Linked DNA regions of Homo sapiens: region 2 is linked to region 1. A link is an interaction called in ENCODE POLR2A ChIA-PET data of the cell type or tissue named here. Cell type or tissue: HepG2. All regions are shown on one strand. Region 1 has its middle 25 kb from the start of PYY. Region 2 holds the start of LOC105371789 (a long non-coding RNA gene).

Region 1 (4,000 bases):
ACTCAGGAGGCTGAGGCAGGAGAATCACTTGAACCCGGGAGGTCAAGTTTGCAGTGAGCCAAGATCACGCCACTGCACTCCAGCCTCAGTGACACAGCGAGACTCTGTCTCAAACCAAAAACATAAAAACAAAAACAAAAACCAACCAGTGACTATCTCTATATGTTTCTCTACCCCCTACCAAAATGTGGTTTCCTCAAGGACAAGGCAGGGGCTTCTGATCTTTGTGCACCAGTGCCTGGCACAGAAGGGGACCATCACTCCACCTCACCCCACCCTACCCGATACACATCCCTTCTTCTTGCTCATGTCTCTGCCACCGGCCTCTACCCACATTTCTCCACAATTCTCACCAACTCCCTCTCCATATATGCTTCTCCCCAGTGTTTACCTCCACCCTCTCATGTCCCCCCACCCTGCCTTCCTGGCCTAGAGTGACAGGCCCCATCCTTCATCCCCCATTCTGTGTCTCCAGTGGCCTTGAGCTGCTGTGCAGCCCATGGCCTTCAGCGGGGCAGGGAGAGGGAGGGGGAGAGGGAGGCAGGGATGGCAATTCATTTACCCAGGCACTTGTTAGCAGCTTCATTAGTTCCAAGGGCTCTGCAGAAAGCCATTAGCTGCGACTTAGTCTGTGCCATCTATCAGAGAGGAGGGTGGAAGGTGACAGCAGAGAGAGAAGAAAACAAGAATTGACCCACTCCCACCTTTCCGCCACCTCCCAGGGAGAACAAGGCCCAAGTCAGTGACCTGGAAACTAGAGTTCCAGGGGCCACTCCTGGACGCCCCTTGCACCAGGACTCATGCAAGGAGTCCTGCCCCAGCTGGGAACACGCTGCAGGTGTTCCGGCACCTGCCCGCCCAACACTGGCACTGCTGACCTGCAGTTCCTTGGCAGGTGCACCCCCGACTCTCCCTGCTCCATGCCCCTTTGTCCCTCTGTCCACTTTCTCCTGCTTACCTTCACCCTACTCTGTGTCCTCAGCCCAGTTCTGGGGTCCCTTGAAACTGCAGCACCATCTCAGAGCCACCTATGCCACTGCCACAGGGGTCTTCCCACTTAGAGTCCCCACTTTGGAGTTGGGGCCATTCAGGAAAACCTCCTGAAACTGCTGTCCCAGAGCCTGGGGCTCCTAAAACCACTGCTGAGATGGAGATTTCCTCTAGAACAAGGATTCTTAAACGGGGTTCCTCAGTGAGCCTCAGGGGCCTGTGAACCCCTTGAGGTTGCATAGTAAAACATGTATCAAAGTGAATCTTGGCCGGGCACGGTGGCTCACACCTGTAATCCCAGCATCTTGGGAGGCTGAGGCAGGCGGATTGCTTGAGCCCAGGAGTTCAAGACCAGCCTGGGCAACAGGGGGAGGCCCGTTTCTACAAAAAAACAAATTAGCCAGGCATGGTGGCACGCACCTGTAATCTACACTACTTGGGAGGCTGAGGTGGGAGGATCACTTGAGCCCAGGAGGTCAAGGCTGCAGTGAGCCATGATTATGCCACCAGACATAAGGGTGACAGAGCAAGACCCTGAAAGAAAGAAGAAAGGAAAGAAGGAAAGAAAGAGAGAGAAAGAAAGAAGAAAGGAAAGAAGGAAAGAAAGAGAAAGAAAGAGAGAGAGAGAGAAGGAAGGAAGGAAGAAGGATGGAAGGAAGGAAGGAAGGAAGGGAAGGGAAGAAAAGGAAAGGAAGGAAAAGAGAGAGAAGTGAACTGTATTTTGGCTGGGTATGATAGCTCACACCTGTAACCCCAGCACTTTGGGAGGCTAAGACAGGAGGATCGTTTGAGCCCAGGAGTTAAAGACCAGTCTGGACAATGTAGCGAGACTCTGTTCTCTAAGAAAAGAAAAGAAAGTGTATCTTTCTGGGGAAAAGCATCTTTCATGGCTTCCATCAGTATTTAAAGACCCCCCTTGCCAGCCTCTCTCCCAGATCATATCTCCTGCAGGCAAGGCTCAGTGTAATTCCCAAAACAGGCTATTACACCCCCACCCCAGTTTGGGTCTGTACCTCAGACAGAAAAGCAAGGAACTTCTCTATAGGACTTGCCACTTGTAAATCACAGTCACATCCATTTTTAAAATGTAATCTTTGCACCAACACTAAAGGTAGACAGGAATTGCTATTTGTAGAGGTCACCTCCCACTCCCACCCCTTGGCTGGGTTGGGGCCCCTCCCTGTGCTCCCAGCAGCATAGCCCTCCATACTCTGCATCAGAAGGGCCAAGGCATTGGTCGGTCTAACCCTTAAACTGTGGGCACCCCCTGTAAAGTGCCCTTATCCATAAAGGTCTGTTTTTCTTCTGCCCCTTCCTCTTTCCTGTCTGCTGGAATAAATCTCTAATGGCTGGAGCTGAAGCAGTCATTTTGGGCCATGCGATGAGTGTCGCACCTTAGGGAGCCAAAGTGAAAAGCTGGAAGGATCTCTGAACCACCAAAAGGCCTCTAGGCTTTTTACACGAGGGAAAAAAACTTGATGTGTTTCCAGCAGTTGTTCTCAAAGGGTGATTTCCAGATTGGCAGCAGCAGCAGCAGCATCACTTGGCGGCTAATTAGAAACACGCATTTTCAGGCCCCATCCCGAACCTACTGAGTCAGAAGCCCTGGGCATGGGCCCCAGCAGTTGGAGTCTTATTAAGCCCTCCAAGTGATTCTGCTGCACACTTAAATTTGAGAATCCCTGATTTAAGTCCTTGTTATTTTGAAATTTCTCTTCACTCACAGCTGAGCCTAATCTCAAACCGATAAAACATCAGGGAAGGCAGGGCTTCTAGACAATGGCTGCACCTGCCTATACAGCAGTTTTGTGGGAAAAAAATTTAAAGGACTTCTTTAACAAAAACATGCTTATGGATGACATAGTGAGACCTCTTCTCTAATAAAGATGAAAAAAAAAAAAGCTGTAGTCCCAGCTACTCAGGAGACTGAGACAGGAGGGTCACTTAATGCTGGGAGATGAAGGCTATGGTGAGCTATGATGGCACCGCTGCACTCCAGCCTGGGTGACAGCAAGACTCTGTCTCAAACAACAGAAAAAAAAATTTATATATATAATTGCATATCCTGCGCAATCAGAAGCAGACCAGCGGTGGGGGGAGAAATGGGTGTGGGGGTAGCTAGGTGAGGCCCAGGAATAGAAGAGGGGGAAGAGTAGGGGAGGGAACAACAGGGCCAAGAGAGTTTAATCAGTGACACACAGCTTCAATTTACCCAAACGCTAGCTCCATAAATGTCAAAACACATTTTCAACTTTTTATTGAAGACTAGCACACCTAAAGTGCACAGATTGTAAATGTTCAGCTCAATGGATTTTCACAAACAAAGCGCATCAATGCAACCAGCACCCAGCTTAAGAAACAGAACATTACAAGCCCCTAGGAAGTCCTCCCAGTGTCCCCTACCTTTCTATCCCTTCCCTGCTGAGGATAACCATTTTTCCTCATTTCTAACACATAAGTTATGTGGAATCAGATAGTATTCTTTTTTCTTTCTTTCCCCTCCACCTTTTTTTTTTTTTTTTTTTTTTTCTGAGACAGAGTCTCACTCTGTTGCCCAGGCTGGAGTGCAATGGCACAATCTCAGCTCACTGCAATCTCCACCTCCGGAGTTTAAGCAATTCTCTTGCCTCTGCCTCCCGAGTAGCTGGGATTACAGGCATGCGCCACCATGCCCGGCTAATTTTTGTATTTTTAGTAGAGATGGGGTTTCACCATGTTGGCCAGGCTGGTCTCAAACTCCTGACCTCAGGTGATACGCCCGCCTCGGCCTCCCAAAGTGCTGGGATTACAGGAGTGAGCCACCATGCCTGGACTTTTTGTTTTGTTTTGTTTTGTTTTTTTTGAGACAGGGTCTCACTCTGTCACCCAGGCTGGAGCGTAGTAGCGCAATCTCGGCTCACTGCAACCTCTGCCTCCTGCGTTCAAGCAATTCTCTGCCTTAGCCTCCGGAGTAGCTGGGATTACAGGTGCCCACCACCACACTCAGCTAATTTTTGTATTTTTAATAGAA
Region 2 (4,000 bases), 140 kb after region 1:
CACCCTGGATGAAGTGTGAGATGCCAGCTTCCCTGAGACCCAGATATCAGACCTGCCCACCCTCCTGTTCTTTCCTGCCCTTCGAGCCCAGTCATGCTGGAGCCCATCAGCATGGCCTGGGAGCTGCCATGTGCCAGCCAGGCCCCATGCTAGGTGTTGGCTGAACCCTCTCATTTGAAGCCAAGTCCAGGAAAAATGTGAACACCTACTTTGGCATCTTCTACTTCCCCTCAGGGTTGACCCTGCCTTCTCTGGCCATTCCATTCTAAGCCTTCAATCTCTTTGGAATGATAGAGCAGGGAAGAGGAGGGGAGAAGCAGGTCCCGCTCTGCAGTGAGCACAGAGGTGTGCCAGGGGGCATCTCAGTAGAGAAGGGAGGCCAGGAGTCTACTTCTCAGACCCCAGCCCCATGCCAGGATTGACCCACTTTCTCACTGCCTGCCTTCCCTGGGGGCTCTGAAGGAGGCAGAGCCCAAGGCTGGAAGGCAGGACACCGAGGTTCCTGGCTCCACCCCACACCCATGCCCCAGTTTCTCTGGTCACCCAGAGAGCAGGCGTGGGGGGGGGGGGCTGCTGCCCTCCATCCTGGAAAAGGGAAAGAGAGAAAGTGTGAAGGTTCTGGGAGGCGCTGGGCAGGCAGGTGTTGTCATGAAGCTTGTCTCCCTCCCACACTGGGGAGAAGGATCCTGGCCGCCTCCTCCATGGCCCCGCTGCCACCCAGACTGGCTTGCACAGTGGGCCTCACTCTTGCCTGCTCTTCTGGGCAATGGCACAAAGAGGGTACAACCAGAGCTGGCCTGGGTCCCAGGCCCCTGGGCAGCTCCTCCAACCTGGTTGGGCCGAGTCTGAGCTGAGGGAAAGTTCTGTCAGCCTTTCAGCCCCACTGAGGAGAACATGCAGAAGCAAACAGTTCCAGAAAAATAAAGACAGCCTTAATCCTCAAACCCCCTTTTGCCGGAAGAAAAGGCAGAGATCAGGGAATGGTCTCAGGGAAGCAGGCAACCCCATCAATAGCCTCCGCCTGTGATTCCAAGACTGCAAAAGAGGTAAATAAAGTCAAAGGCTGGTAGGCAGCCCGAGCCAGAGGGAAGTCATCAGCTCCCACCTTCCTGGGCAGTGGGCCCCAGAAGGAAATCACTCACAGTCTCCACCTGCTGCCCCTCACCAAAACAGTCTCTCTTGCTAACATGTTCACTGTGAGGACCAGGGATGGCCCATCTCATATTTTCTTCTGTCTTCCACAGGCTGAGCCTGTTGGTGATACTCAGTGAGGACTTGCCAAACTGAAAAGCTCCTACGCTGAGAGGACTTGAGGGGAACCAGAAGCTCTGCCCCTTACAAAGCCTACTGTCCTTTACTCTGGGGAAAGAGGAGCAAGTGTTCAGGGAAGTGAGGAAAAGGTGGGAGGCGCTCAGGGGCTGCAGCAGACCCTGGGGACTAACCATTTCCTTCCTTCCCACCTCTTATCTCCTGCCCCATGGCCCATACCTTTCCTTCTTGGGGCTCTCTACAGGGAAGTGGACACCCGCGTGCTCTGGCTTCAATCGGTGGTCTCACTTTACTTCCGCCGAGTTCCAAGGCATGTGGTTTCCAGGCTTCTGCCAGGCGCTGGGCACCCCAGCCCTAGCCCAGATGCCAGCCCAAGCTCTGGGAATAGCAGACGCTAGGCCCCTCAGAAAGGAAGAGCTGGGGGGAGGCTGACTATCTCCCTGGCCCAGGGCAGCTGGAACCCCACAACTGGGAAAGCCAGTCCAGAACCCCAGGAACACTCTGCAGGAAGGGCCTCAAGCAAACATCCCCAAGCAGTGGCCCCAGTTCCAAAGCCTCTCAACAATCCTAAAATGAGGTTCCCAATCCCTGGCCCCCTCCTTTTTTCCTTCTTTCCCCAACACAGAGAAGACAGCATCTCCCCCTGCTGGGGGGAGCTGGAAAGCCAGGCAGGACGCGGGGCCCATTCCACAGGCCCACTCAGGACGCCCCTCCTGGCCAGGGCTCAGCAGTGGCTCTCAAGCTGCCAGCCTCCTGCGTTGGTGGACACGTCCAGCTCCTCCAACACTCTTGTCAGCTCCCACAGAGGTAGCTGCAAGGGAAACTTGGACCGCCAGCATCTGGAAAGGTAACCCAATAACTTCATCTATCCTGGGTTGATTATCACATTTCCCTGCAAGGGAAAGAAACCCCAAAGCTGGGAAAAATCCTTTCCAAGCCACCAACAGATGCCGCTAGGCAGCTTCAATTCCCTTGGCCAAGAGTTAGACCCCAGCCCCATGGGAAGCAGGGACTGCAGATGGCTCCTGGACAGGTCAGCGTCACAACTCAGAGGAAAGAAGTAGCTGGCACTACTGCCCGACATGGCTGAGCTTGCTGGGGTAGTGTCCAGCCAAGATGCACGAGGGACAGATGAGGACCCAGGCCTCTCCTTTCCCTTCGCCATCCAGCCTCAGAGGGGCAAGCAAGAGGGCAGAGCTGGGCAGCCCACCTGTCCCAGCCCCTAGGGGCTGAATGAGGGCAAGGGCAGAGGGAGGAATATCTGAAGGAGAACAGCAAACCCTACAGAAAGGATGATGGGGAAGAAAATGTGGGGTGGTCTGGATTCCTCCCTGATGCTGCTTCTGTACAATCCTGCAAATGGGTATTCATCCTAGGCCCCAATTGCCCTATCTCTAAAAGGAGAAATATCCACCTACCCCTACATAAAAAAGATGAGGAGTACGATGGGCCGTGGAGAGCTAAAGTTGAGCAAGATGGACCTTTAACACTGTGTGGAAGGAGACACCCGAGGAGGAGGAGACGACAGCCACTACTCTGACCACACTGCCCCAGGACCCTCCTGGGAAACTGCTGAGGGTCCAGCTCAGGCCACTAGAACACAGCCTCACAGGCATACATCCAGACCCAGCTGCACATCAAGCTGCCTAGAGTCCCCCAAATAGACTATTTCTGGCAGCACTGGACAGGGTCCTAGGAACAAAGAGGAACAGGAAATCTCAGAGTAAAAGACCCCAGATTAGCAATCTACCATATGAAGGGCCCAAGAGGAAGAGAGGCAGTCTACCTGGACTCAGAGGAGAGCCGAGACTCCTCTACACACGTCACCCCACTCCCACCCAATGCCACGCACCTGCACACGGAGGTTAAGGCCCAGTGCCCTTGTAAACCTCCACTAAGAAAAAAGTATGGAACACAAACATTCCACTAAGTAAAGAAGCCACCATCACGAAAAGGAAGCTGAGCATTCTGCTATAGTAAAGAAATTCCTCCAACATCATCCCAGACTGCCCAGAGAGATTAAGGGATACACACTGCCCCCTCAGGCCCACCTGTCTTGGCTAGCAGGGGAAGGCGAAGCTGGAGCTGAACACCCCTAAGTTGAGAGGGCAAGCATGGGGGGCAGAGTAGGACCCATTGCCTTCCCAGGACCAGACCGGACCATCGATCCCTCGATTCCCAGGTCTACCTCATGGGCCCTTTCTTGCAACACTTCTCCACTCCTTACCCCCTCATTCCCTTATAGCTCAGACAGTAAAGGTCAGCTGGCCTGGAAGGGAAACCCACACAGCCCATTGCATCCGAAGCTACCCCAGGGTGCTCTTCTCCAACCTCCCAGCTCTTACCCGACTCGTTGGGAGAGTTCATGCCGGCTCTGGGCCTGCAGGAAGCTGGCGTTGGGGGCTGGGACGGGAGGGGGTGGAGCTGCGGTGATGTCAAGAGAGACAGACGATAACAGACAGACGGACGGGACGGGAGCCCGGGGCCGCCGTGCCTCTAATGCCCATCCGAGGCCATCCTTCGGGGCGAGGCAGTCAGGCACTCAGAACGGCATCCCTGGGGAGAGATGGAGCAGGGTTAGAGGCCCCTAACTCAGGAATCTGAGAGTCGAAGGAGACCTTGGAGCTCATCAGTTTGTACCTGGGGATGAGGGATGAGAGGGAGGGATACCTGCCCACAGCCACAGGAGAAATCTGCAGAACTGGATAGACCCTGGTTTCTTATCTTACTA

What was found. Peaks named below come from ENCODE experiments on the same cell type or tissue, not always from the same donor. Only the 100,000 strongest peaks of a DNase experiment are listed, where the experiment ranks them.
Region 2: POLR2A ChIA-PET joins it to region 1 with 5 read pairs; 5 of 35 experiments call an interaction of 5 or more read pairs at or near these places.

The regions. Positions count from the first base shown.
Region 1 is chr17:43,976,661-43,980,660 of GRCh38, forward strand. It overlaps a transcript of PYY not described here. Among named protein-coding and RNA genes, the nearest start is that of PYY, 25 kb to the left of the region's middle. In HepG2, no CTCF peak of the experiment used is centred here; no DNase peak of the experiment used is centred here; H3K27me3 peaks cover 2,734 bases.
Region 2 is chr17:44,113,880-44,117,879 of GRCh38, forward strand. HDAC5 (histone deacetylase 5) reads right to left here. Exons shown (of 27, transcript NM_005474.5): 2 at 3,615-3,825. The coding sequence starts at 3,636. It overlaps LOC105371789 (a long non-coding RNA gene), which reads left to right and starts at 2,033. Exons shown (of 3, transcript NR_136415.1): 1 at 2,033-2,116. In HepG2, CTCF peaks have their summits at 1,165 and 1,925 (motif pointing left); a DNase peak (open chromatin) is centred at 1,918.